3 separate regions of the Homo sapiens genome follow, and regions 1 and 2 are each linked to region 3. Evidence: chromatin loops called from intact Hi-C (ENCODE). Cell type or tissue: heart right ventricle. All regions are shown on one strand.

The links. A loop is a pair of places that touch in the nucleus more often than their neighbours do. Peaks named below come from ENCODE experiments on the same cell type or tissue, not always from the same donor. Only the 100,000 strongest peaks of a DNase experiment are listed, where the experiment ranks them.
Region 1: it touches region 3 in a loop (2.1-fold over the local background); 9 of 110 quality-filtered maps call a loop at or near these places.
Region 2: it touches region 3 in a loop (3-fold over the local background); 25 of 110 quality-filtered maps call a loop at or near these places.

The regions. Positions count from the first base shown.
Region 1 is chr5:91,117,627-91,125,626 of GRCh38, forward strand. All of the region lies in intron 87 of ADGRV1 (adhesion G protein-coupled receptor V1), which reads left to right. Among named protein-coding and RNA genes, the nearest start is that of LUCAT1, 190 kb to the right of the region's middle. In heart right ventricle, no CTCF peak of the experiment used is centred here; DNase peaks (open chromatin) are centred at 2,752 and 3,065; H3K27ac peaks cover 7,262 bases.
Region 2 is chr5:90,862,670-90,870,669 of GRCh38, forward strand. It overlaps ADGRV1 (adhesion G protein-coupled receptor V1), which reads left to right. Exons shown (of 90, transcript NM_032119.4): 83 at 1,088-1,188. Among named protein-coding and RNA genes, the nearest start is that of ADGRV1, 310 kb to the left of the region's middle. In heart right ventricle, a CTCF peak has its summit at 3,819 (motif pointing right); no DNase peak of the experiment used is centred here.
Region 3 is chr5:91,216,719-91,224,718 of GRCh38, forward strand. The region is part of intron 3 of LOC107986432 (a long non-coding RNA gene); the gene reads right to left. Among named protein-coding and RNA genes, the nearest start is that of LUCAT1, 94 kb to the right of the region's middle. In heart right ventricle, a CTCF peak has its summit at 3,237 (motif pointing right); a DNase peak (open chromatin) is centred at 3,284; H3K27ac peaks cover 1,509 bases.

The DNA.
Region 1 (8,000 bases), 99 kb before region 3:
TATTATATTGGAAACCTCAGTTTTGCCTTTTACTAAAACCATTTACTCAAATACTACACTGAAAATAATTGAATAACTGTACAATAAATAGCAACTCAAGAGACACAAATAATCACTTCATAGTTAAATGCTAAACTGATGATACTGACAATAATTCCCTATCACTTACTCTGGGTATCATTGGGAAAGTTACTCAGTTTCTGTAAGCCTCAGGTTCCCTCTTCAAAAAGTGAGAATAATAATAGAACCCACCTTAGGACTAGGACTGTTGAGAGGACTGAGTAGTATAAATAATACATGTGAAGCATGGCCATGTGTGCAAAGCAGGAACAGTGCTCAGAAAATATTAGCTACTCTTATTGTCAGGGTGGTGGTTGCTATCTAGTGTTATTTGTAATTATTCTTAGCAATAATAATAATTTGATAAGTTCACAGGAATATCTAGAAAAGTCAGAGATGGCTTTAGGAAAGATGTGGTCCTTAGCCAGGCTGTAAATGTTACCAAATTTGGATGAGTCTAGAGGCAAAGGAAGTCTCTTCAGGTTCTTCATATAGAAGTCATGAATGGGAAAATGTACAAGGTGGGGAGAGCATAGTTATCCTTGTCTGGCTGGAATGAAGCTTATGATAGGAGAATAAAGGGAAATACTGTTGAAAAGGCCTTGGGGGAGGGGGATGGTCACATGAGCAAAGTCTTTGTGCCACGCTATTATGGGATCTATTTAAACAGTTTAAAGTAATTGGCAAAAAAAAAAACTTCCAAAAAAATTATTTTTTGTAAATACCATAACCACTGCAATTATTGAATTCTGGCCTTTTGCATTCTATCTATAAAGACAAGTCCAAAGACAGCCACCAGGGAGTTTATTCCGCTGGAGGACAGAACCATTATCACGGATGCTTTTGCTCCTTCCACTGATACTGACTCTGAGAATGAGCTCAGAGCAGCATGAAAGGAATTTAACATAAATAAATAATACATAAATGCATAAAACACAAACTGTAATCCAGAGTGTGATCTTCTTGAGATCAGGGGCCATGATTTAAAAATCTCCCATGCCTCTCATAGTTGTAACACCTCTTACAGTGCTAAGAACCTACTGAATTGAATTCCTCGAGCACTTTTTTTTTAAGACACTGAACAAATGAGCACTGAAGTGAAAGAACTTTATCTAATCCTTAAGGCATAGAGAATGGCACCAGTCAGGGGCCCTCTGAACTTGGCACTGCTTGTATCTCTGTGAACTCATAGGGGATTCTCTTTTTCTTTTCCTGTCTCCATCTCTGTTTCATCAACTAGAACTTATCATTTTCTTCTCCTTTCAACATCTGTTTTCTATTGCATCCCATTGTTTTCATTTTTCATCTATCTTGATCATTCTCATACATTCACAGCTCTGTTAGTAATCCCACAGATAACTATGTATGACTTGTTCTCTGAGAGAGCAAGCCTTTAGCATACAAGGACTCAACTCTGCTTTGAAAAATCAAACAAGTTTTTAAATCCACCTAATAGTATTCATCAGGGAATTTTTTTTATTTTTAGAGACATGGTGAATTTTCCAATTCAGTAAGAGCAAAAAGAAATAATAAAACACCCAGATTTGTGCCATTTCAGAATGCCAGTGCACATTCCTAGTGGCAGTTAATACTGGCAGGTGCTGTGAGGAATCATACATAGGCAACTGGGTTCCTGAAGTCAGCCAAGAGTTGATTGCTTATGTTTTTAGAGCTGTGCGAAGAAGAAAAATGTAGGCACACCACTGCTGTGCAGTCCACGGGAGTCTTACAGCTGCAGGCCCTGAAGCACTTTGAAAATCGTCCCTAATTGTCTTTTGCCTCTGTGTTACCAACTTATCGCCTACCCCCATGGTGGCTTTCATGCTGTGTGTCACCAAAAGCTAGCCTCTGCTATTTTCTAAGGAAGGAACTGGCAGCTGTTCCAAAGATGAAATCTAAATGTAATCTCCATAGTTGCAGGTAGAAGCAAAGTAAATGTTTTAGAACTTTTCTTATCTTGACTTCAGGCATCATACCTCATATTTATCAACTTTGTAGCCAACTTTAGGGCAAACATTAAGAAATAAAAAACCACACACATCCACTTCTCCTTTGGCCCTCAAAAGTCTCTCCATTGGCATGACTTTGTATCTTTATATTGGCAAATACTTGGCTCAATTATAGAAGTTATAGATCTTCCTCACTAGCACAAGTCTTTTCCAGCCCAAACAGCTATTGGATTTGCAGACAGAAGGACAGCAGAGACTGCAGCACTTTGGCTTTGCTTGGCCTTTCGGACCCTTTTGGCAAAGGAAAATGGTTCTTACTAGTGAGTGCCTATCCAGCCTTAGGCAGCTCACAGGCAAGTAGAAAAAGTGTAGAAAAGGTGAGACTAGTAAGAACAAAATCTTGCTAGAGAGCTACTGACAAGAACATAGCACTTACACCAGGTGATCACTTGGATACTCAGGGTGATTACACCAGACGCTGCAAACTCCTTTGTCTACAAAGGCTGGAAGCAGACTCGCCTGGAGCACGTGGTCAAGTGGGACTGTGTCTTGTAAAGAGGGATGAAGGGAGATAAAGGGGCAACAGCTATGTGGCTTCGGTTAAACATTTGCTGGACAGGAAGCAGATCCAGTGTCAGCCAGATCTTCTGATTTTTCTAGAGAAGCCAGAAACCAGATTTTTTATGTGAAACCTCCTAATTTGTGAATGGTGGCAAGTATTTAAGACAACTTTTAAACACTATGTGGGCCAGTCACAAACTGTCGGCAGGCAGTATTCAAGCTGCCAGTTTGTGGCCTCTGGCTTACCTAATAGGCATTCCCTCATAGTCCATGTGGATCAGGAAAAAGAAATTTTTCCAGCTTTGTCTATCTTTTACAAATTTTCTACACTGAACATTTTTTTTTTCTAATCAGAGTTGTTTTCAGAGCTTTTGGACCCCTTTTCTGAACATAGTCTGGAACAAACCCCAGCTCCCAGGGTGGCCTCAGGATGATCCATCCCCTTGAGTGACCTCAAGTCCATAGCTGATCTGAGAAGAGAGGAGGGAGAGTCTGGACATTCGGGGCCTGTTCTAGACTAGTACAAAACACTGGGCTCCACCTGGCTCAGTACTACAGATGCAGGGGAGGCAAAAAGTCACTCATTCTAAGTCAGGCCAGAACCTCTTTAGCTGTGCTTGGCAATGTGGAGTATAGCTGTACAGAAGGGAATGAGATGCTGTGGGAGACAGAAGAGATATGAAAGTATAGAATGGGGCCAGGCACTATGGCTCACGCCTGTAATCCCAGCACTTTGGGAGGCCAAGGTGGGCGGGTCACTTGAGGTTAGGAGTTCGAGACCAGCCTGGCCAACATGGTAAAACCCCATTTCTACTAAAAATACAAAAATTAGCCTGGCATGGTAGCAGACACCTGTAATCCCAGCTACTCGGGAGGCTGAGGTAGGAGAATCGCTTCAACCCTGGAAGAGGAGGCTGCAGTGAGCCAAGATCATGCCATTGCACTCTAGGCCGGGCAACAGAATAAGACTCTGGCTCAAAAAATAAATAAAAAAGGAAAGTACAGAGTAGAATGGGGAGTATAGGGGAACACTATTTATTTCTAGTCCTCAACTATAAGTAAGAAAAATAAATCAAAAGTAGAGGTGCTAAATCATGAGACCATGGGAGATGCTCATTGCTCCTTTCTAACTTGTTCCATGAATGCACCCGTCCTTGTACCACACTATTGGAAATCTTCACCACAACCAGAAGCCGTGCCAGGGGTGCAGTGGCTAGGATGGAGACAACAGGCTATTTTTGTTCCAAGTGAAACAGTAGGCCAAGTGAACAGGTAAATACATGGGGCAACTCAAAAGGGATGTCAACCCCCGGAGCTGATGGGTGTGTTTCTTCTTTATGGTGTGAGAGTCGGGCCAGAAGTCTGGGTAACCAAGTCAGGACCTGCAGTTTGGGCAAGATTCGAGCTGCGGTTCAGAACCACAGCATTGGAGACAAAAGCAAGTCCTGCATGTCCAGTGTCATCTGGGCCTTGTGGTTTTTTCCTTTCTTCCTTTTTATAATGGATTTTTTTTTTCCCAGAGAGAAGATGACATCAGCCAAATATGAGATACAGGCTCAAGTAATTAAATATTTTTTGGTTTATTTACTTGTGATTTTAAAAGAATATGAAGCATGCTTGGGAGACATTTGTGTCTGGAAAGAGTTGAGCAACTCTAAAGCCGTAGCATGCAGCAATTGGTGAAAAATTGCTAAATTATGTTTCTTTTTTTTCCGTGAAATGTCAAATGTTGTTCTTTTGCTTCTATAAAGGTCAGTATGGTTTAAAGAGAAGAAAAAAAAAACAAACTTGGACCATTAACTTGTTATTGAACTTCAAAAGTGTTGTATTTACCAGTAAAAATAAATCTAAAAATGTTTTGGTGGCTCTGAAACAAGAAAGACTAGATTGTAATCAAATTAGTGAATTTCTGGTACTTTCCTCTTCTTTCTGGGTCTTTCCGTGAAAAACAACAAGGAGAAAACTAATTCAACAGCAAAAGTTGTTTATAAATACTCTATATGTTGCTTATTTGTGGAGTATGAGTTACCACACTAGGTGAGTGGGGTGTCATAATTTTCCCCTCATGCTTTTCTGCCCTTTGATGTTCTTGAACAAGAATATAGCTGTGGAAATATAATTCTTTTAACGAATACATTTCACAGTGGCATTTCCCAAATGGTAACAAGGGACTTACTCCTTCAGCAGAAAAGTCATCTCCTTTTTATAACTGATGATGTACTTGTATACACACAAACACACATAAAGAAAAGCAGAAAGTCCTATTTGTTCAAGTTTATTTTCTAATAGCCATTGTTATTTATTAGCACTCTCTGCTCTAGTCATAGCACATTACTACTTCATACCTCTTTTTGGGAAAATTATTTTGGGGGAAAAAATAAAATAGCATTACTTAACAGTGTGAAGCCATAAGTTTTTATTGGATTGTATCTTATAATCTTATTTCAAAGGCAGAGGGTAGGCTGGCAAAATGTAGGCCAGGAAATGATTATTGTTGTCCCTGACAGAACACATACTAGTGACATTTTCAAAATAGAATATGCAAAAGTTTATCTTTAGTAGCTCTGCACCCAACTGCCAATGTTTTTCTCTTTCTCTTGCCCCCTCTCCGCTACTCTCTAGCTTGTGTTCTTTTGCTGAGCTTGGCTTACTCTCAGTTAATCCCTGCTAAAGATTTCACACTGCTAGTGTCAGATGTGCTTCCTGCCAGGATACTGGCATTTTAAAGAGGGACTCCTAGACTTCCTGCCTGTTTCTCCTACTCCTGGAGCGAAAGTGAACATACAAAAATCAATTTCCCCTGGTCATCCTTTTTCCATGGCATTAGGAAGCACAGCCTCTCCACCATGCTCCTGGATTCAAATCCTGGCTCTGCTACTTGCTAGTCCTATGATCATGGGCCAGTTACTTAACATCCTTGTGTCTCAGTTTCCTTATCTGTAAAGTGAAAAAGATGATTATCTCACAGGGTTGTTGGGAGACTGAATGAGATAATATATGTAAAACATGTAAAAGAGTGGCTATACGTAATAAATACCCAGTAACTGTTCATTATTATGTTATTATTCTGTCTTAGTCCATTCAGGTTGCTCTAGCAAATATAAGGGTAATTTATAAACAATAGAAACTTATAGCTCATAGTTCTGGAGGCTGGGACGTCCAAGATCAAAGTGCCAGCAGATTTGGTATCTAGTGAGGGCCTGTTTCTCGTAGATGGTGCCTTCTCTGTGTCCTCACATGGCAGAAGAGCAAAGGGAAAAGGGGGCTAACAAGCTCCCTCAGGCCATTTTATATCAGCACTAATCCCATTGATGAGGGTAGAGCCCTCATGACCTAATCACCTCCTAAGGCCCCACCTTTTAATACCACCACAATGGGGATTAGGTTTCAACATGAATTTTGGAGGCAATTGCCAAACCATGGCAATTCCCAACATTACCATCCTTGTTTTATAAATCTCGTTTTCTGAATTGACTTATAATTACTTCTCCATTCCCTGAGCTAAGTATTTATTGTATTAGAGCCAGAAGATGCTTCATTTAAATCAGTTAATTAATTTATCTATTCTGTTGCAGGAACTGTTGTATGTGCTTTGGCTAAATCACAAAATAGACAAAATATCTGTCTGTTAGCAAAACATGCAAAAATGCCTGCCCTTGAGAAATGTATATCCTAGCAGGGAGTGGAGGGTGGGTGAGGTAGAGACAATAGATAGATAATTCAAATAAACATGACTAGATTATGTAGCATGTTAGAAGATGATAAATTCCAAGTCCAGGAGAGCGAAGGGCAGGCCAGTGGGATGCATTTTAAATAGGTGGCCAAGGAGAAGGCCTTGAAACGTTTGAGAAGGCCATTAATGAGCACGGGTAGAAGGAAGCCAGGGAGAGTCTCAGTGTCCGTCTTCAGTTGCTTTTACTTCCTTTCATGATTCACATAGTTATTTTTAAACTTTTTTACTGAGTAGAATTTTTTTGTGTGTATTAATTCTGAGTACCATTATTCATTACAGTGAGTTCCATCACATTACTAGTACCACAAAGATAATATCTTTGAGACTAAACCTTTTGGGCTATTTTTTGTCCTTTATCCTAAAATTTTCTATTGTGTTTATTATCTGGTATATTTGAATTTATCTCTCCAAAATCACCACAAAATAAAATTTTTAAATGTTTGTCTTGTTTTTCTCTCACCATTAAGTGGGGTTAATATTAGGTTCATTAGGTAAGGTTTAATTTTAAATTGTGGCCATCTGATATTGCTACATCAAAAGGAAGTTAAAATTTGCTTGCCTAACATCACTTACCAATGTAGTTGTACTGTGAGCAAAAATAGAACAAAAATAGTTTATCTGGAGATTGAAAATTCCCAGTATTGACTTTAGCATGACTGCAAAAAACTCATAACCCTCTAGTGAAGACCCCTGAAGTTAACATAATGAAGGATAGAAAAAAATGACAGATGGGACAAAAGCAAACTTCCTGGTAAAATGTGGAAGTATTCCTCAAAAAAGGCTGTTCATAATAAACTTGGGTATTTTAGTTACGGGGTCAGAAAGAAAAATTTTAGATTGATTTATTTAGTTCAGAGAAATTACATGAAAATATAAAACTGTAAACTTTTCTATAATGCTCTCTTTTATTTGAGCTTGTATGATTTTTTCTAATTAATTTCTAAAGACATTTTAACTATTGAATACTAAAATGAACTATCACTTCAAAAGTGAGATTTAAGAGTCTCTAGAACTATACTGTTTGTATTTATAAGACAGAGGAGAAGGGATAAGAGAGAGAGCCAAAGACAGTCCCTTGGAGACTTGGGGTTTCAGCAACTGTGCCACGGGGCAGTGCAGACCTCCGAGTGACCAGGTTTTCAGTCCAGGATCTTCAAGACTATCTGCAGTAAAGCCAGCAGAGTGGACAGAGGGGAAGTCACACACTGCCTTTCTTTCGTCTTCCTATTGCATGTATTCTCAACACTCAGGACTTGCCTCCCCTGAATGGATGAGAGTGGAGAAGCACAGAGGTTGACATCCCCTAAACTTGTACGAGAGTCTTTTAAACTCTGCTGCTGACATGGCGTACAAACAGTGGTCTCTAAAAGTGCATTTCATTCACTTTGGGTAGGTCATGCATTATAATATCATTTCCCCCCAAAAGTAGCTATTACTATTACTTCCTTGAAAGGGCCAGGAATATACTTGGAAGATACAGTGAGAGCTACAGTCTGGAGCATCACAGCACAGAGCTGTTGCCTGATCCCTGAAAGTACATTGACAATCCCTAAGGTCCATAGAGAATCCAGGCGACACTAGTCTTGGGCAAATCACAGCATAGAGTTAGACTTGGAATCAGACAGGCCTAAGTTTGAATTCCAGTTAGAGTGCCATCCCTAAATCCCAGTAAATGAAATAACACATAATATGCTTAG
Region 2 (8,000 bases), 350 kb before region 3:
ATTGCTCTAGATTTCTTGGCCAAATTTCTAGGCCAAAAGCCTTGACTAACGCAAAGCTTCCCTTGTTGTGGAGAGCCTTGTCTACCTTGTTAAAATTTAAAAATATAACTCAAATGGTTTCTCAAAAAGAAGTTATGAGAAAATGAGTAACAAGACCCCATGTGGACCTTTTGCAGATGCCCAGTCCACTTATGCCAACATGCAGTGTATTCTGAAAGTTTGTTCCACAGCTTCAAAAGAAAACAAAATGTTAAATGAGTGCAGTGCCTCCTGTTTATTAACGAGGCATTGATATAACTAAACGGGTAAAAATGCAAAGCACATGGCAAAGCAGTATACATATGTCAATTGCTGTTATGTTTCAGTAATCCTTAGACAAAATAACCCTACTGAGAATAAGAGTGGGGTAAAAGCTTAAGTGAAAAAGCAAATAGGTTATCATATGCAGCACATTTAAGTCTTAAAAGGCAGAAAATATTTTTAAAACACATGTATACCCTGCCTTTAAAAATCTAACATTAAAAGAAATTTATATGAATTGCAAGATAAAAGATTTGTTGGATTAGTGCTAAGGTTCTAACTATCCCTTTGAAGTAGTGTAAACAGGTGAATTCAAACAAACTCAAAGATAATAAGAATAATTTTCTTCATACAACTTAGAAATGTAGAAGTTTAAGTTAAAAGTCATTGTGGAGAAAATAGCACACTTTCTTCCTGGTTTGGGCATCCAGTATTGCAAAGTTGCCTTTAAAATTCATAACTAACACTATTGTAATTACAGAACTATTTCTAGTAGATAAAAAAGGGGTAATTACCAAACCTGAGTTTTGGTAGGACCAGTCAAAATTTTATGACTGAAAAATCCTATTCACATGCCTGAATATTGGGCTTAACTGGTAAGTGTAAAGATCTTACTTGTCATGGAAAATGGAGTAGATTACAATTGCCATGTCATCTTTTCCAGAGGTACTGGGCAGAGGCAGGTGGCAGACCTGACATGCCTAGCTGCCCCCAAAGATTCTTGCTATGATGCTGTTAGAATCTTCATGGATTATTAAACCATATGTGGACTTTTTTGTTCCTACAGGTCTTTGCTTGGCTGTTCTTTCCCATATCTTCTGTGCCAGGTACTCCATGTTTGCAGCTAAACTTCTGACTCACATGATGGCAGCCAGCTTAGGTACACAGGTAGGAGAGCGCTGGCATTTTTGATTTATCGTGAGATGTTTGTGTTTCTTCTTCTTTGGTTCTTGAACTGAGTGTAAAAGTAAAGTTTAATCTCAACTTAGTTGAAATAAACTTGTTTAGTTTTGCAGTGGAAGAGAATGGGGACAGGAGAGTCATATAAGGAGAATCAGGCCTAAAATGCTTCTTTCTACAGAGAAGCACCTTAATATCATCGCTTACAAAAAAAAAAACTTCTTATCACAAAGCATCTTATTGTCAGCTAATATATGCTGAATGTATTTGTAATTTATATATACATTAAAATTAACATTTTATTAATCTGTTTGAAATATGCTGTGTTATAAATTCTTTATGTTTAGGGCATTAAGATGATATAAACTTTTAAAGCATCTGGACACTATGTATTGTTTCTTATAATAGTTTGATAGAACATTTTCTTTTGAAAAATCAGTTTTCTATGGTAGAAGAAACTGTGTGAAAAACAATGACTTATTAGCACACAATTTAAAGTATCTAGTTTAAAGCACTGTGTAAAGCACAGAAACCAGAACAAAAGATGAAATTAGATGCTTTTTCTATCCATACGGTGTTCATAGTCTAGAAAAGTAGATGTACATATAAATAACTAATTCAGTGTGATGTGTGAACATAGACCATTTGCAAACTACTCTGTGAAAATAGATGAAGGCTTAATTCATTTTTTTCATTTTTCTCTGAAGGTCAAGAAAGTCTTCATAGAGGAGATGATATTGAGCTGGGACTCAAATGAGTGAAAATTCAGTTTGTTGTTAAGGACTAAAAAGGGCCTAGACATTTATATAGGCAAAGGAAAAAAAGCATAATCACTTCTACTTTAAGGCTGAAATTATAGATCCAGGCAGAAAGAATATTCTATATAATGCTCTTATGGAGATAATTTTTAATATTGTTTTATAAAATTAAAAAATCCCACTTTTCTGGATGGGGAGACACTTCTGCAATGCAGACAATACTCTATTGATTGGGTGCTGGTCATATGTGTGTATTGAATTTGTGTGTATTTATTGTGCTGTAGACATGATTTGCACAGTTTTTTAGAATGCTAAAGTGCATTTATTGAACTCTGGATAGAACTTGAAAAAAATAGCGTTTGTGGTGGAGCTGAAATATAAAATGGAAAATTATCTTAAACATTGGGATTCTGTCACCCTTTTTTGTTCTAGGAGTGAAAATGACTGTAAATTCCATAACTCTGTTTTTCAGGGAATAATTAAGTGCTGGATTCTAAGCAGAGGTCTCTGATTGGTTTTTTAAAGGCCCTATGAGCTATGAGAAGTAGCAGTGGTTACCAAAGGGGCTTGCTTTGAATTTCACAAGGCTATTTATATTGCCTTTGTAACCTGCCTTAGCTGTCTGATCTCGCCTTTGCTTCTTGAATCTAAGATCTTAGAAAACCCGCCTTCCATAATTAGAGTTTACTTGGCTTTATTCACCACCCACTCTGGTGATTTTTTGGCAGCAGAATTTGTACAAGACTTAATTATAGCACTATAGAATTACAGACAGCTCTTCAGTGTCCTAGCAGACAAATTTGCTCGTGTCTAGGGATGTGAAAGACAAAACCAGGATTTCTATGTTGGAGCACTGACTTTTGATTCATATTGTACTTAACATTAATTTTGGACAAAACGGTTAGTCATATCCATGTTTTTCAGTATATTTTTAGAATACATGAAACAATGTGGCATGAAAAATCATGTAGTGTATGACTTGTGACATGAAATAACTAAAAAAGTATTTTCATAGCTCTTTTTTGGCAGGAAGAATTGGTATGTTATTGATAGAAAATAGTTTATTTCAAAATGCTTTATCTACTTAGATTTAACAATACCCTCTGAGTTAAGAATAGTTATCTCCCTTAAAACCTTTTAGCTAAGGCTTTAAAAAATTCTTAGACCCCCCAAAACAAGAAGCTGACTACAGTAAGTTGGGCTCCCACCCTATCTAAATTTTAAAGTCATGTTTATAGCTCCAGTTATAGAATCTTGCCAACAGGAGTTATTACAGTTCCAGCCTTGGATCTTTCATTTGGGATCCTCTGTCAATGTTATATTGTCATTTTTGGAGGTTAAATCAACTCTAGAGAAGTCTTAAAAAAATGCAGGCTTGGCCTGTGGTTCTTTAGCTAAGAGGGAAAATTCTATAGCTGACCTAGAGTGTTTGAGTTGTGAATACTTTGCAGACAAGTCTGCCAAGACCATTCATTTTCAAATCTTTATTAATGAACTAGGACTAAGTAGAACGGCTTTTGTGGAGAAGGAAAGAATGGAAATGTGGTAGTCCTGGACTTCCTTTTGGAGCAGTGTGGTATAATGGGTCCGTGAATCAGAAAGTCAGGAAAATATGCTCGTCCAGCTCTACTTTCTACTTCTAGAAATATGTAGACTATTATAACTATAATTTATTGTGTATGTGTATATGTGTGTGTGTGTGTGTGTGTGTGTGTGTATTTTCTTGATTGGAGGAATATAGATACAAATCCAAAGATTATTCCTGCTTTAAAAATCAAGATTCTGCTTGAATCTGGAGTTTGTCATTATAGCACCCTTGAGAATCATTGACTATAAAATATCAGTAGGTGGCAGTAGAAGATTTATTTTTCTCCCTTAAATTTATCGATCTCTCTTTAGCCATGATGGCGTTCAGTAAAAAACTTGAGAGATGCTTTCATAGTACTTCTTTAACTGGGCAAGAGGGTATTTGCAGCATAGCAAATACACATTTGTGGTGTCCTACCTTTCTCTTTTTATCCTCTTTATTCAGAATTTAATTAAATGCAAATGTACCATAAGAAAGATTGTACTCCACTGGCTTTGAATATATCTTTCTACTGCTTATATATGTTTAAATTCAGGGACATAAAATTAGCTTCATCATTATATTTATGAGCATTAAGTGTGTTATTGATACAGAAAAATGTTTTTATTATGTCATAGAAGCTTTGAGATAAAGGTCTCTATTTTCAGTTTATCAAAAAATGTACATATTTCTTCAATACCAAGTTATTTTTTCTCACTTATATAAATGAAAATGATTAAATGACAAGAAATTGTGGGGCTCTTCAAGTATGATGTGAAGAAACAGCAAACAAATTTTCATGGTATTGGGTGATATTTCTGAGAAAAACATCTAATTATATCTTTGGGATTTTTATCTTTGAATCACATTGCCAACCCATGTGTGCCCTGATAAGGCTGGTAAACAACTAGTGACAAAGAGCAAGTTTGCAGTTCAGGGTTCTCAGTTCTGGAGGTTCTGTCAGGAAAAGCAATCCTCCAAATCTAAAAAAAGAACAGAAGTTTCCTCATAGAAAACATGATGAAAAGATAGAACTGTATTTACTCTGATTAATAATACTTAACAAGGGAAAATATTTGTTTTTCTTCTCTATGGTTTGTTATTTGTACAGCATAAACACATTTTCTGAAACTAAATAGCAAATTCATCTAGAAATGTGTATAAGTCCGTACATTAACCGCAAGACTATAGCTTAGGGGTCTATTCTCTGGAATTTAAAAAAGTTGGACTGTTACTGTCTTTTGATCACTTTCTCATTCTGCAACATTTTGGGATGTCATTTTGCAATGTCCTGTTTCCCAGGGAGGATCCTACTCAGACACCCTTGCGAAAAGATTCTGCTTTAATCTGGAATTATGTCATTCTCGCTTTGAGTACCTAGCATCTTTGGGAATCTTTGTGCATGACTAAAGGCAGAAGTCCTGTGTGACTTCCCAAATGCTGGCTCCTTCTGGATACTATGAATCCTGGTTTCTGTTCCAGCAGCTTGCGCTGCTTTGTTGAGATTGCCAACTCAAGAAAGTCATTGTGTGAGTAAGGCTTGAAGACACATATGTAACAAGCATATTTTAATCAACTGAAGCAGAGTAAGATAGAGATGGTAAAATGTTCATCAGTCAGAAAAGAATTTTCCTTAGTTGGAAGTTTTTGTTAATCACTTATTAACCAGAATATCCTTTGTTATTTCTACTTTTTTGCTGAATAAAAAAGTATGTAAGCGTTTAAGTACAAGGATCAAAATTAAATCTTGCTTTGAAGATTAGGAAATTGAGAAGCAGAGGGTCATTTTTCAGTAGAACATTTATGATTATATGTTAGTGGAGATATAAATGGATCAAGAAAGTAGCAAGGAAAGTGTTTCCTAAACTTCAATGCAGGCATCTTGTTAAAATTCAGGTAGTGCATCAGTGAGTCTATGGCGGGTTTCCGGATCCTACTTGTTAAGTAAGGTATTAGATTAGCTATATTATGACCCCAAAACATCTCTGGTTGTTGTTGTTGTTGCTGCCACTGTTGCTGTTATTATTATTACTAAATCCATATAATCAAGCTATTTTTCTTAGTATGAAATTTTATTTAAGAAATCCCATTAATTAATTTTTTTAGTTTCATTTCAAATATTATTGCCTTTAAAACGACTGCACACTTGTATCTTTCCCTCATTAATGAAAGGCTGCTGCTGTGTCCTTCTGATTTTTTTTATTTCTTTTTTCTAAGAAAGGGAAAGGTCCTTAGGCAAGTGGACTAAGAGATAATTTAGAGTATGAACAAGGCCTTTATTCTGGTCATTCTCATAGCATTTGACAATTTGTAAAACTTCTCAGTGTTGTTTTGGACATAAAATAAACTACTAGAAAGAAGATATAACTAGTTCCCCTGCCCCAAGTTCATTCTTTTCTACCAAGATCCTGTAGGTGCCCTCCCCCCGCTAGAATAATATTGAGTATGTAAGCCTTTTTTTTTTTTTTTGTACAATTAACTGTATTTAAATGTGTCTTTATGTAGAGATTGGGGTATTTAACTGTATCTTTTCTTCATGTAGAGATTAGTTGGGTGAATATGAATAAAGACATTCTGCACACAGATATGAATATACATTTAAGTTGAATTTATTAAACTATTTGACTCAATTTAGGTATGCTCAATGGCATGGTGAAAATATTATTACATTCATGACTGAGTGACCATTCAACATTCAATTGTGAAATTAAACCAAAAAACTGAGCCAGACCCGCATCTCAGGTCAAGACCATTATTCATCCAGCAGTTCGACCACTTCCATCTCATCTATCATATGTACAATATTAAGATTGCGCAATGAGAAATACCAAGCAAGATGCATACATGCACACAAAGCGTGTAAATAATAACCTAAAGCACTAACCTCATAGTAAGAACCAAGTATATACAGAGAAAAAAATCTCTTCCTCTGTAGTACTGCATAGGCTGAGAATAAGGGACCCCAGTTTGCAAAGTCTCTGTGGAGGAAATGGAATCTGACCTGGTTGTTGAAGAATGTATAAGATTTGAAGACTTGGAATGTGACACATTCTAGGCAAGGAAAAGAACAAGAACAAAGACATCTAAGTTATAGTGATCCTGGCTGCTTTCACTTGAGTAAGGCTTGCAGATCCCACAGAGAAATAGGTAAGTTTTGACTGCAGGTGAGGCAGCTTCCCATTGTCTGAGAACCATGAGGAGTTACAGAGTCACCAATGGAGTTAGTCCAAAAAGTCACAATATGAAAGGAGTATTTTTAAGGATTGATCTGGCAATGAAGGATTAAAGGAAAAATGGACTAAAGAAGGTAAGAGACTCTAATTAGGGAGAGTAGAGAGGTTGGGTGGACTGCTTTTACCATCATCCGATTAGGATGGGTTCTGAGCTTAGACAGTGGTAATGGCAATGAGAATTCAAAGGAAGGAATAAGGACTAATAAAAATATCTTATTTTGCCTTATTAAATTTCTGCACTTTTCTTGTCTGTCTTTAAATCAATAAAAAAGCCACATTGCAAATTTTATTTACTAAACATTAATGTAATATTTATTACATATTACAGGAGGTAGAGATTATGAGGTAGGTACTAATATTATTCTCATTTTACAGATTAGGAAATTGTGACATAAAGAGTTTAATTACTTGCCATAGGTCACATAGTGGTAAGTAACAGAACTAGTATTTGAACACAGCAGCCAGCCTCCAGTCATTTTTAAAACTGCTATACTAAGTTGCTTCATAAATGAGGAATTAATGAAATTTACTCTGTCACCAAATGAGAGAGAAGATTTTTAAGGTGACTGTGAAACTAGTGGTTTCATTTGACTTAAATATGAAAGTGGAAAGGTTTAATAATTGGAGAACGATATGTGCAATTTTGAGCATGAGGGGTTTAAGGTTTCCATAGCATGGAGATTTAGATGTTATCTACATAAATGTACAGCTTCTTGACACTTTAAAATAGGTTCTCTGAGACAGGTTGGGTAGAGAACCTGTGTATATAGAATACATATAACTAATGTCATTAAGGGCTGGGCTTTGTGGCACTGAATTTAGTGATTTACACATATTGCATTATTTACTCTTATAACAACCAGATGAGATGGGTACTGTTATCATCCCTAAAGAGACTAAGAGATATTCAGTTACCTACCCTAACTTACATAGGTAGAACATTGAAGGAAGAAGAATTTGAAGCCAGATGTGTCTGGCTCCAAAACTCACGTATTTAGAGACCACGCTATGTGGAATGAGAAGGATCACTACAAGAGGATTGGAAAATGTTAAAGTTTTTGAAGCCAAAGAAGGAAAAAGGTTTCAAATGGAAAGATTTGAGCATCATGAGGAGATTAGTCCTCAAATTTGGCAAGAACAAGGTCCCTGGAAACTTGGAGAGAAATGATGAAAATTAGAAAAGGTTAAAGAGTAAATGGATAGGAAGAAAATGGATGAGGCTACCAGACCACACCTGTGAAG
Region 3 (8,000 bases):
GAGATGAATAACACTTAGAGAGGAGCAGGGATGGCAAAAGGAAAGGAGGGGCCAGGCACAGTGGCTCATGCTTGTAATCCTAGGGCTTTGAGAGGCCGAGATGGGAGGATCGCTTGAGGCCACGAGTTCGAGGTCAGCCTAGTCAACATAGCAAGACCTCATCTCTATTTTTAAAAAAATTGACTAATTAATAATAATAATTTAAAAATAATAAAAGGAAAGGAGGCTCTCTTCCTCTTTGCAAAGAAGAAAAGGAAGGAGTTAAACACAGAAAAGGAAAAGGATCAAGGATTTGGAGAGATGAAAAATCATTTTTTCATTCCCCTAACAATCTTGGTTGAGGAAATCCAGGTGGAAGGAAAGGTGGAAGGGGGAAGAGAGAATGGAGAAAGATTGGAGGGAGAAAGCAGTCACAATAATAAGACACAGCTCATTATAGCTGTGGTTCTCCTTAACTCCTGGTTGTCCTCTCACCCAAGAACACATTTCAATTAGCTTGAGTGAGACAGAAGAGTTTATTGGGCAGATACAAAAATATCTTATAGAAAGCACACTCAGACCACAGGAGGGATTGGTATCTACAACAGCAAATTGATAAGCTGTAGGGAAAATTCTTTCCCTCTGGCTTTCTTGCTGGTTTTCTCTATTTCTCCCTTCCTCATCTATTCCTTCTCCCTCTCCCTCCCCATCTCCAACCCATGGTTCCTCATCTCTTCTCCCTGTGTGTTTTTCCTTCTTCCTCTATGTGTGCTGTTCTCTGCCGGTCCATTCGCGAGATAGGCCTGGCTTCCTGTAGCTCCAGGGAATCTCTTCATTTCAAACAACCAGTAGTTAACTGGTATTCTTGTCCCAGGTCCAAACTCTCAAGTTGAAATATTTAGTTGGCCTAGCCTAGATCAGGTGTCCACCATGGTTCCATGAGATCTGGTCAGTTAGTTCCATCTAACTGCCAAGGTATCTACTTTTGTTGGGGAGTTGGGAGAGACACCAAGTAGCAGAAAGGGGAATTACGGACTAAACAAGCAGCTTCATTTAGTTCTACAACCCTTTGCAACCTTGTCCCAGGCTCTTGCGTGGTGTCCTTAGTCTCCAGCCCCTATCCCAAGAGTTTTCAACCTCTTACAACACTGTTTCTCACGGTGTTGTCCAGGTCGCTTGCATCAAAGTGTGTTCATTAAAAATGTGGATACCTAAGCCCCTTACTCCAGACCTATTCCAGAAGCCTTGTGTGTTAAATACACCTTAGGGACTGGTTTGAAAATCTCAGTGCTAAGAAGACTGTATTGGAAAACTCACTCTGAGTTTTGAATAAACTTTTGAAATAATAATTATAGATATAATTATGATATTAATAGATAATATTTATTAAATATTATAATAATAATCCTATAAATAATTATGTTATATAATTATAGATAATATATATTATTTTATAAATAACTATTATAGATAATATTTATTATAAATAATTATTATTACAGATATTTATTATAGATAATAAATGTAAAACACTAGTTATAAAAAGTATATAGCACTCTCTAGATTAAAAGGATATTTATTTTTGAATTTCAGAAAGTACAGAGAAGTTGCTATTATGCCAAAAGTAATATGCAGAATTTTCTTCTTTATTTACATGCCATACCATTTACTTTGTGCATCCACAATTCCTATTAAGTCTGTAAGGAGCCCAAGAAATCTGCATTAGTGTTTATCACATTTCTGGCTTTTTCACAGCCATCTTGATGAGTCCCTATTCTGAGTTTATTTTCTCTTCATTTCTAGCTCTATCTAGATAATCCTAACATGTTTATCTCAATACAACTATGTACTAGGTCTCAACATCAAATGCCACTGCCACTCTCCTATGAAAGTCATCTACAACAAAACTTACGCTAGTCCTCCTTACCTACGGATTGATCATCAGTACACACTCATTTTCTCTGACTAAATTCTCTCCTTCACTATTTCTCCAAGCTTGTGCTTCTCAAATTTGGATACATACATTTCCAGGGAGGTATAATTTTAGATCAGGAGCCATAAGACAATGTTTCTCACTGGAGCATTTATTTAAGTGAGGATTTGGATGATTAAATAACTTAACTGGAAAGCAACTATATGAGTTATTTTTGTCTTAAATAAGACCTGGATATGTTAAATAGAAAGATACAAATTTACATTAAATTTTAAGAAAAAAGGTGGGCCTTCAAAAAATATGTGCTATGTCCTCCAAGTTCCCAATCTTGGGTGCCTTATTTACTTGATAATATGTTATCAGTTTAGCTGATCTTCTTGAAACACACACATTCAACAACTATGCAAGTACTAGTTTAAACGATAAGAAAAGCTTGCAGAAAAATGTCAGTCAGGCCCAGCATATCATCTCCCCTTTCTATCTCATTCTAACTGAATCCCAAGGGTCGCTGGTTTTCAAGGGGTTGGGTCAGAGCCAAAAGAAAGCAATTTCATTTTCAAGTAAGTGTAGCATTCAGTAGATCTTGAGCAAAGTAAATATCCTCGGAGCTGGTTTCATAATAGGTTCCTCCTATGAAGACTGGCTCCAACCAGTTCTTGGGAAACGTGCTTACAGACAAGAATTGCCCAACTGATTTCAGTAGACAAGAAAGTACACAGGGCAGCAGAGGTCAAGCCAATGACTGTACAGCCTATACACATCTTTATGGATAAATTAATCCCCAAAACAATGGCACATACTTACTTAGTATTAAGACTTAGATAACACAATCTAAAGAGCTCAAGGCATTCTTCATAAAAACTTAAAAGTAAACAATGATGTTCATTCTTTTCTGGCTGACAGGGTGAAAATTACCTCCATGGGGCTTGGCCATACAGATAGCTTGAGTAGACAGCTGCCCACACAGTGTAATTTGAGGGGAGCCACAAGGTTCTGTCTGTTGGAAAACATATTCCCCTTTGATTTCTCAGAGCATAGCCTTCCCCAGATTCCTGGCTTCCATTCTCACCATTAGTCACCAGAGTTAGATACTAAGTAGAAGCAGTACGTCCATAAAGTCATTGCGGAAATGTATACTTAAATGACCTGAGAGGGGCATTGGGTTTTTTCCCATTTATACAATAAAACACATTCACACATTAACATGGATTAGTTTACCTTGGTTAATTGTCAATCTGGAAAGCAAATGCTAGGATTCTGATGGCATGTGACATAAAATAGTAAGCTTTTGATGACAATTGAGGCATGGGTTTCATGGGAATCAGAAGACCTGGTTGGGCCCAGCAGAGGGCACTCTAGGAAACCAGCACAAGAAGATTAGACACAACATAGTAGAGATAGACTTACTAAATTTAGCTTTTTATTCCTTTGTAATTTTTGCTAAGCCAGCCCCGACCACCACAAAGCAAATAGGACCACTTTAAAGTTAACTGGTCATGAGTAGAGTGCCCAGGAGGCAGCAAATTGCTTCTGAATTCTGAAAGTGCCAAAACAATCGTCATCATCATCATCATCACCACTACTAAAAGCCATATACATTTCTCAATAGCTTCTGGTAGAATCAATCGCTTTCATCCCTCTGGTGGGTAATATAAAGGAGCTGGCAGAAAACATGGAGAAAGAGAATTAGAAAGGCCAGAGGAAACTCACAACTGATAAGCAGAGGCTGGGGATGGTAGTAAAAAGACAGCTAAGGCTGAACACAGAGGTTCATGCCTATAATCCTAGCACTTTGAGAGGCCAAGGCAGGAGGATCACTTGAGCTTGGGAGTTCAAGACCAGCCTGGAGCCAGGCGCGGTGGCTCACACCTGTAATCCCAGCACTTTGGGAGGCCAAGGTGGGTGGATCACCTGAGGTCAGGAGTTTGAGAGCAGCCTGGACAACGTGGTAAAACCCTGTCTCTACTAAAAATACAAAAATTAGCCGGGCATGGTGGTGCGTGGCTGTAATCCCAGCTACGTGGGATGCTGAGGCAGGAGAATCGCTTGAACCTGGGAGGCAGAGGTTGTAGTGAGCCGAGATTACGCCACTGCACTCCAGCCTGGGTGACAGAGTGAGACTCTGTCTCAGAAAGAAAGAAAGAAAGAAAGAAAAAGAAAGAAAGAAAGAAAGAAAGAAAGAAAGAAAGAAAGAAAGAAAGAAAGAAAGAAAGAAAGAAAGAAAGAAAGAGAAAGAAAAAAAGACCAGCCTGGACAACATAGCGACACCCCATCTGTACAAAAAATACAAAAATTAGCCAAGTGTGGTGGTGCACACCTGTAGTCCCAGCTACTAGGAAGGCTGAAGTGGGAGGACTGCTTGAGCCCAGGAGGTCGAGGCTGCAGTGAGCCGAAATTACACCACTGCACTTCAGACAGGGTGACAGAGCGAGACCCTGTCAAAAAAAAAAAAGACAGCTAAGATAACATCGTCACTGATTGCCACGTAAAGTAGATTGCTGGAATGGCTACAAAATTCTTTTACTATCTGACACTGGTTTGTTCACATACCTGTAAAGTATTTATAGAAATTCACAGATAGATCAGGTAGAGCCAGATCAGTTAACTCTTAGAGAGCCAGAGGACACTTTCTCCACACAGCAAATCAAATTGTTCCTGAGGAAAAGCATGGAGTTCACTTTAGGTACACAAAGATAATCCCAACATAGACTTGACAGTGTGCTTGCTGTAAAAATGAGTTTTGAAAAATTATCAAAAAAATTAATAATCAGTGATCATGTAGAGCAAAACACAGGTATCCAACACATTAGGTTAATGCAAAAGGAATTGCGGGTTTTACCGTTTTAAAAGTAATACAGCAAGGCCAGGCGCAGTGGCTTATGCCTGTAATCCCAGCACTTTGGGAGGCCGAGGTGGGTGGATCACTTGAGGTCAGGAGTTCGAGACCAGCATGGCCAACATGGTGAAACCCTGTCTCTACTAAAAATACAAAAATTAGCTGGGCGTGCTGGCGGGTGCCTGTAATCCCAGCTACTGGGGAGGCTGAGGCAGGAGAATCACGTGAACCCACGAGGCGGAGGTTGCAGTGAGCTGAGATTGCACCACTGCACTCCAGCCTGGGTGACAGAGTGAGACTCCATCTCAAGAAAAAAAAAAAAAAAAAAAGCCAGTTGCACCTATAATCCCAGCTACTCAGGAGGCTGAAGTGGGAGGATCGCTTGAGCCTAGCAGTTTGAGGCCAGCCTGGGGAACAAGGTGAGACCCCCATCTCCAAAGTAACAAGAATAATAATAATAAAAATAATAATTTGTCTTTAACAATGATCCTATCTTCTGACCTAAACCAATATAAAAGTGTTAATCTTTGATGAGAGAAGAGGATATAGGGAAGGTCAAGGGCTAGAATTGTCCCTGTCACTGTATTTATTATACCTTTTGTTGTTTATCTTGCTCCACTGTACTGTATACATTTTCTGTGTGCAGAGACAAAGTGCTTGGGCTTGGTAAATGCTCAGTAAACATTGATTGATTGAATAAACACAATACTTTACTTAGGGCTGAGGTAGAACTTGAGTGATAGCACAATTGGAGGTGATAGGAGGAAATCTAGTCAGGCTGATGGAACTTGGTGCACAGTATGTGTGCTTACGGGCAACAGGTATCAGTGATATCCAAAAAAGAAGTTCTCGACAAGCCATTGGTCAAATGGCAGAAGCCCAAATATGGGAAATCCAGAAGTGGCAGCACGCAAAAGTACATGTACATGGAGAGATAGAATTAGGAAAATCTGTCAGCCAATAGCCAAATCCCGCCATTGGATTGGTGTCAGAGGAGATTACAGTCATTGAGAAGGCATCCACATCAACAAGGCAGAGGCCAGGTTCTAGAATATAAAGTTATCAAGATAGAAATACAGATGTTTTTAGAAGTGGGAGCTTCCAAAACCAGGTTAAACGGAAGCAGTGGTTCGGTTTCATTAAGAAGGAAAGCAATAGTAGCAGTCTGGCAACAGATGTTATTGGTCCATTTTACAGATCAGAAAGCTGAGGCTCAGTGAGAATATGTAAACTTGTCGAAGGCCATACAGCTAATTTAAATTCGTGATTCTGGTTTAAAAATAAAGCCTACCTATGTCGGGTGTGGTGGCTCACACCTGTAATTTCAACACTTTGGGAGACAGAGGTGAGTGGATCACTTGAGATCAGGAGTTCAAGACCAGCCTGGCCAACATGGTGAAACCCCATATCTACTAAAAATACAAAAATTAGCCAGGTGTGGTGGCACACACCTGTAATCCCAGCTACTCAGGAGGCTGAGGCAGGAGAACCGCTTGAACCCGGGAGGCAGAGATTGCAGTGAGCTGAGATCATGCCACTGCACTCCAGCCTGGGCAATAGAGTGAGACTCTGTCTCAAAAAAAGATGTCAAAAAAAAAATAAAATAAAGCCTAGCTAAATCCAAATCCAATTATTCTTCTTTTTCTTACTTTAGCCTGTAACTCTTAAAAATTTAGTTACTGGAACTGGTAAGTCAGACTAGCTTTGTAACTCGATTTTGAATCTTTCAGACATCTTGCAGCACTGGACTAGAACTCCTCAAATTAGCTCTTAATGGTTGCAGAGCTGGGGATGGAGCTGAAACTACAACAATGGTTCTCAACCTTGCCTGCACATTGGAATTATCTCCAGTGTTTAAAAAATGCAGATGCCTAGGTTCCACCACCAGAGATGATAATTTAATTGATCTGAGGTATGGCTCATGCATCAGGACTTTTTTTTTTTTTTTTTTTGAGACGGAATCTCGCTCGGTCGCCAGGCTGGAGTGCAGTGGCGCAATATCAGCTCACTGCAACCTCCGCCTCCCGGGTTCAAGAGATTATCCTGCCTCAGCCTCCTGAGTAGCTGAGCCTACAGGCATGCGCCACCACACCCAGCTAATTTTTGTATTTTTAGTAAAGAAGGCGTTTCACGATGTTGGCCAGGATGGTCTCAAACTCTTGACCTCGTGATCTGCCCACTTCGACCTTTCAAAGTGCTGGGATTTACAGGCGTGTGCTACTGTGCCTGGCCACATCAGGATTTCTTAGGGTCCCCCTAGATGATTCTAATGTGCATCCAAGCTGGAAACTACTGGCTTAGAAGCAGAAGTCAAGAGGCCTCAGCTGTTTGCAGAGGAAACCTATGGTCGCTTGTATATTTCAATGGGATAGGAAAAATACTAGAAGACTCATGGGCTTGCATTTTTTTTTTCTTGAACAAGTGGACCATAGCCGACTCTTTGTTTTTCCAGTTTAACCTTAGAAAATATGCCCAAAGTCAACAGGTATACAATTAACCTTACAAGTCAAATGGTTCCATGTTCTTAGATTCTAAGTGCTAGTTGTGTGTGACCCTAGGCAAGGTTTTAGAACTGAATCTCCCAAATTGCTCATTACTATTCTATGCTTGGCTAAAACTCTTACATCACCCCACAATGGAATGTGACCCAAGTCAAGAAGAAAACAAAAACATTTGTGTTGTTTTCATGATTAGTAATGGGAATGAAGAAGGATTGAGGTATCTCAAAACAACTTGTACTTTTCCCAAACTATTTAAGACCTGATTCATGTAATACTTACTAATCTTGATGCCTACAAATGATACAGTACATGTATAATTTCTGGATGTGTAAATTCTAGACATTTAATTTGCTTGGACCAAATCCTAATCATAGAACTTGTTTATTATTTAAGGTACACACTTAATACAGCAAATACAACAAGTTTCCTATCGCCAGCTTCCATGATCAGAATTCTTGTGCACAGCTCCCTAATAGGAAACAATTAATTATACAATAAATACATGTTTGTTTAGGGTCACTATACATCTTTGTGTGCCTGGAATTGTCCTGGTTTACACCTGTCATTCCAGAATAATTATTAATAGCACCCTCTCTCACTCTCAAAATTGTTTCATTCTTGGTGATAAATTTTCTGGGTACCCTTACACATAGCTCACTCAATCTGCCCTTGCTCTGAAACCACTATAGTGATACATCATGTTTGGAATGTGGTCTATTTCTATTTTGAACACTCCAATAGCTATTCAAGA